2 separate regions of the Homo sapiens genome follow, and region 1 is linked to region 2. A link is a loop called in an ENCODE intact Hi-C map of the cell type or tissue named here. Cell type or tissue: A673. All regions are shown on one strand. Each heading gives the region's core, and the rest is flanking DNA. Links, peaks and the distances in the headings are about the cores only. Region 1 overlaps TMOD2 (tropomodulin 2). Region 2 overlaps GNB5 (G protein subunit beta 5).

Region 1 (2,919 bases), core at 313-2,812, 360 kb before region 2:
TAAAGCCAGTATTTGAGGAACCACCAAATCCCACAAATGTGGAAATAAGCCTGCAGCAGATGAAAGCCAATGATCCTAGCTTGCAAGAAGTCAACCTCAACAACATTAAGGTATTTCATTGTGATTATCATCAGTCAGTTAATTTATCATGAGGTCAGAAAACTTACCAGAGATGACCTATTGCTTGTTTTCACACCTGTTTGCAGTTCTTTGTAGTCACTGAGTTGGAGTCAAGGTATCCTATTCAAAAGAAGTGGGTTTTGGAAAACAGTGATTTCTATAATTATTTGAAAAGAATCACCATACCTGAGTTAAGCATAGTACATTAGTTATATCTATTGCTGAGTAACAAATTACTCCAAAACTTAGAGGCTTCAAACAACAGACATTTATTATTTCACACACAATTTTTCAGTGTCAGGAATCTGGTAGTGGCTAGCTGGATAGTGTGGCTCAGGGTCTCAAATGAGATGGTAGTGAAGTTGTCATCCAGGGCTGCAGTACCAGGCTTGCCTGGGGCAGGAGGATCCAGTTCCAAGATGGCAGATTCATGCGGCTGTTGGCAGGAGGCCTCCATTTCTCACCATGTGGCTCCCCAGAGCGAGTGATCCAAGACAGAGAGATGAGAAAGCAGGAAGCCACAATACCTGTTATGACCTGGTTTCTGAAGTCACATGTTGTCACTTCCACTTTATTCAATTTGATAATAAGTCATGCCACTCTCAAAGGGAAAGAGTAGGAGAGAGAGAGAGAGAGAGAGTGTGTGTGTGTGTGTGTGTAAACATTACCTGAAGTCTCTTTTGTTTATTCTTTTGGGGCCAATTCTTAGCATTTAATAATAACCAACTTTTATTGAGTACTTACTATGTGCCATGTCCTTTACTAAATACTTGGAATTTATTATCTCATTTAATTATTAGTTGGACTTAAAGAGTTGTTAACGTCATAGAGTTAGTCTGTAGTGCAGCCAGGACTCTTCTCCACTTCTAACTGCACCCCACATTGTCTCCTTCCCCAGTGGTCATTACTGTGCTAAATGATCTAGAAAAAGGACTACAAAGATAAATAAGATTTATTCAGTCTTTACTCTGAAAACAATTATATTAGGAGAAAAACACTAAACAGATAATTATAACATGATGTGGTGAGCCACCAAATATCATTGAATTGCAAGAAAGAAAAATTTTAATGCTACCTAGGAGATCCAGTAAACAAAGGAGATGATATTACATCTGAGTCTTGAAAGAGAAAAGGACAAAAGGAATTTCCAGGCTAAGGGGAAAGCATATATAAAGGTCTGAAAAAGAGAACGACTTTGGTATATTAAAACAGTGGCAAATACGTCAGTCTGGCTAGAATACAGAGTGAAAAATAAAAAGAGGGAAGTATAGTATCTGCATACTTTCTTGGTTAGGGAAAACAGAAAGACGACACTCAGAGGTACCATAGTGGTAGTTTAGATTCCCCTATTGGACACTAAGTGGTGCTGTTAGCTCAGGATAGCTTGGTTGCTGAAGGCTAGGTAATGACCCTCATTTAGAAGGGATATCGTGTATTTATCTACACATACCTGGTATTTAAAGGTTGTGGGTTCTTACCTTGGCAAGAGTGTGCCATACAATGGTTCATCAACTAGCCATGTCCTCTCTGTCTTAGAACATTCCAATTCCAACCCTGAGGGAATTTGCAAAGGCTCTGGAGACCAACACTCACGTGAAGAAGTTCAGCCTGGCCGCAACTCGCAGCAATGACCCTGTGGCCATTGTGAGTAAAATTCTTAGAAATATAACATGAAGTTATTTAATTCACTGGAAACTCTATTTACTTTGTTTCATTAGCTAACAATTTTTTAGATCTGGAAAACTTACCTTCTACACAGTTAGTGAGCAAAATTATAGTTACAATGCAATAGTTAAACTTCAGAACTGAACTGTCAGATGCTTTAAGTTATCTGGAATTTTGTCAGCATTACAGTTTTCAGAGAAAGAAACAAGATAAGTTTGGCATTTAACTAACTGAATATTTAGAGTTTGCTCTGTGCTTAGGATACATTTTCTAAAACTTTCACATCTACAGTCATTGGATATCATGACCCTAAAGCCCTTCAGGAATTAGGCATCTATAGAAATATTGAAGTAGCTGGGCGCGGTAGCTCATGCCTGTAATCCCAGCACTTTGAGAGGCTGAGGTGGGTGGATCATGAGGTCGGGAGTTCGAGACCAGCCTGGCCAATATGGTGAAACCCCATCTCTACTAAAAATACAAGAACTAGCTGGGCATGGTGGCACGCGCCTGTAGTCCCAGCTACTTAGGAGACTGAGGCAGAAGAATCACTTGAACCCGGGAGGCGGAGGTTGCAGTGAGCCGAGATCATGCCACTGCACTGTAGCCTGGGCGACAGGGAGACTCTGTCTCAAAAAAAAAAAAGAAAAATTAAAGTATATTTTAATCTTTGAAATGGATTAATATGTGTCTAAAATATCTTAGACAACAAAATCAGGAAACATTCTGTGTTTGACACCAGAATGTGAAAAAAATAGCCAGCCAGGTGTGGTAACGTACACCTCTGGTCCCAGCGACTTAGGAGGCTGAGGTGAGACAATTGCATGAGCCCAGGAGTTCTAGGCTGCAGTGAGCTATGATTGCACCTCTGCACTCCAGTCTGGGCAATAGAACGAGATGATAGATAGATAGATAGATAGATAGATAGATAGATAGATAGATAGATAAAAGAAAAATAGCCAACTAAAAGTTCTATTCTTCCTATGCATTTTAGATAATTTAGCCAAATAAGGAAGCCCCTTGTCCCAGGTAAATACTTATACCATCACTATCATGATTTTTATTCTTCCTATCAATAGCCAATTAGTAACTCCTCCTATTTATAGCTACTTTATTGAGGAATTAGTAAATGCCAGC
Region 2 (2,906 bases), core at 407-2,906:
ATCACGCCACTGTACTCCAGCCTGGGCAACAGAGTGAGACTTGGTCTCAAAAAAAAAAAAAAAAAAACTCATTTTTTTTTCTTTTTTTGCAGGGAAGGAACAAATTACAAGGAGGGGAATCTGCTCCCGCCCTGGTGTTGCACCCACTGGCTGTCCACAGGACCCCCTCCAGCCTTGACTTCCCTCAGGAGGCCTGCATACATCCAACAAGATGACTTAAGCTAGCAAAGTAGCTTATGGACACACAAAACCTGAACCGAGGCTGAAATTTGGGTACTCATATTTTGTTGGATGCTCAAATTCCCTCAATCTCTCCTGGCCCACACCCACTAGTGGCTGTTCCAACTCACTGCTTTCCTAATAACACTTGCAGTAACTTACAGTTTATTTTGAGACACCAGGTCCAAACAATTTTCTTTAAGCAACTACCCCAGTCTTGCTCTTTAATTTAGGAAATTTTCATACCATACTGTTTGATCAAAGAAATGAATAGTTTTTAAAAGTTAAAAGTAGATTTCTAATACTTTTCAATTTTGTGTTTCTGATCTTCATTATAATATAAGTAAAAATAAAGTTTAAAGACCAAACATTTATTCATATAAATGCATTAAACAGAACCCCTAACTCATTGTCACTCATTTGTTCTGGAATGCAGAGAATTTGTAAGTTTAATACCATAGTCTCATACCAGCCGCTTGAGTTTCTCTTTTATCAACCTAGATCCCAGGGATTGAAGAAAGCTGGAGGTTCATGAGTTCAGTAGTACCCAAACTAGGCCATGTATCAGCATCATCCATGAAGCTTTGTGTTAATAATAATAAAATTGGCTGGGTGCAGTGGCTCACGCCTATAATCCCAGCACTTTGGGAGGCAAAGGCAAGTGGATTGCTTGAGCTCTGGAGTTCAAGATCAGCCAGGGCAACACACCAAGACCCCATCACTACAAAAAATACAAAAATTAGCCAGGCATGGTGGCGTGTGCTTGCAGACCCACTACAGGCCTACCAGCTACTTGGGAGGCTGAGGCAGGAGAATCACTTGAGCCTGGGTGGTGGAGGCTTCAGTGAGCCCAGACTGTGCCACTGTACTCCAGCCTGGGTACTAGAGTGAGACCCTGTCTCAAAAAACAAACAAACAAACAAACAAATAATAAGAGTTAACGCTTACTGATATTTACCAGGGACTACACTATGTACATGAATCATCTAATTTAAGCCTCAGAAAACCTTATGCAGGACAGATTTACTACTTTACTATCCTCATGTGCAGGTGAGAAAAATGAAGCACGCAGAAATTCAAACGCTGTCTAGGATCACCAGCTAGAACACAGCGGAGCCAAGATCCAATCCTGCTGTCTGCCTCCAGAGCCACCCTTGACCTACCCTGCCTCCCAGGCCGCGTCCCCGCCGAGGTAGCCAGCTGTGACTTCCCTTTATCTCCGGCTAAGCTGCTTGTTGGAAAAGAAAGCACTTTCTCACCTACTGGTGCCCCCTTTCATCCCCAACCCTGCCCCGGGGCAACACAGAGCGAGTCTGATGGGTCTCCACAGAGGGGCTTCAGATGCCTGATGGTCGTGGTAGCCCCCTGAGCCTGCCTTCATCCAGCCTAAATGTCCTCTGTTGCTTTGGTTTGCCTCAGGCCCAAAGACATCTCATTTTGGCCACTGCACCAGTCAGTGGCCACAGCGCCCCCTGGTGAACAAGTCTGCAAGATTCCTGGTTAGGCTCAAATAATAGGTGTAAACAACAGGGGCACAATGGTGACACTGCAAGTCCCAACATCCCTCCAGTCAGCAATTGAACAATTACCCAGCCACCTGACCTCCCTGCCTCTAACCTCCCCATCCCTCCTGACATCAATTCACTGAAGCCAGAGTAAACTATGGAAGGCTTTAATCTAACTCAGACACTTTTCTCTTTTAAACAAACCAAAATCTGACTCACCCCTGCAAGGGCTCCCGTCACCTACAGGGTCCAGCCCAGGCACTCAGGGAGCCCTGGGATCTGGCCCCACCCACCTCTCGGCTGCCTGCCTCCCACTGTGCTCCCTCACACTCTGTGGCCGCCTGGAGTGGCAGCGGTCCCTCTTCACTGGCAGCAGCAAGTCTGTGACCAACCCCTCCTGCTCGGAGCTCCCCAGTTCCCCCACTGTCCAACCATTATTGGTTTTCATGAAGGTCCCTGAGGGCCAAGACTGAGCTTTTGGCCCCAGAGCCACGTGGTATCTGGCAATATGGGTAGTAGGTACTGAGAAGGTTTGCTGAATAAGTGTGAATAAATAAACGATGCGGTGCTTTCACCACTTGCTAAAGAAAACTTAAAGTGATAAAGGTTGTGTTGTTTTCACTGTAGTGTATTTAAAGTAGAGCAAAGATTTAATATGGTGAAGCATTTTCTTTTTGCATTGGTTAAAACAGGACTGTAAAGTGAGATGCATGCAGTGCACAGCTCTGAAGCCCGACAGCTCAGTGAAGCTTTACACACGTTAGCACGCAGACCAGGGCACAGTAACTGCCTGCACCCCAGGGGGTTCCCTGCTCCACTCCCACCCTCGCCAAGTCAATCAGAGGAGGATTTTCAATATGCCATGCAGTTTTATCTCAACACTACCAACAATCACTAGCCCCAACCTTCTCATGTTATTAAAATAATAATAACTAATGAGAAACAATAGGAGCTTCCTCTTAGAGCAAACTACTGGAGCACAGCCATCTTGTTCAGAGAGACGCCGAAAGCTTCCTCTCCTCTCAGCTCCTCTTTAGTGCTCCTTGGCAGGTCAACCTGACACCGGGGGCTGCCTATTTACCTGCATGTCAGAGTTGGTGAAGCTGCAGGCCGACAGGTAGTTGGTGTGCATAGCAACAGACTTCTTTTTGGCAGCCATGTTTTCATTTTTGTCAAACGTCA

The links. Peaks named below come from ENCODE experiments on the same cell type or tissue, not always from the same donor. Only the 100,000 strongest peaks of a DNase experiment are listed, where the experiment ranks them.
Region 1: it touches region 2 in a loop (2.3-fold over the local background); 5 of 110 quality-filtered maps call a loop at or near these places.

Annotation. Positions count from the first base shown.
Region 1 is chr15:51,781,065-51,783,983 of GRCh38, forward strand. TMOD2 (tropomodulin 2) reads left to right here. Exons shown (of 10, transcript NM_014548.4): 6 at 1-110; 7 at 1,657-1,764. Among named protein-coding and RNA genes, the nearest start is that of TMOD2, 31 kb to the left of the region's middle. In A673, for the core only: a CTCF peak has its summit at 1,465; a DNase peak (open chromatin) is centred at 1,507.
Region 2 is chr15:52,138,335-52,141,240 of GRCh38, forward strand. GNB5 (G protein subunit beta 5) reads right to left here. Exons shown (of 13, transcript NM_016194.4): 7 at 2,806-2,906. Among named protein-coding and RNA genes, the nearest start is that of BCL2L10, 27 kb to the left of the region's middle. RefSeq lists an enhancer at 1,531-1,630. In A673, for the core only: CTCF peaks have their summits at 1,695 (motif pointing left) and 1,895; a DNase peak (open chromatin) is centred at 1,687; H3K27ac peaks cover 960 bases.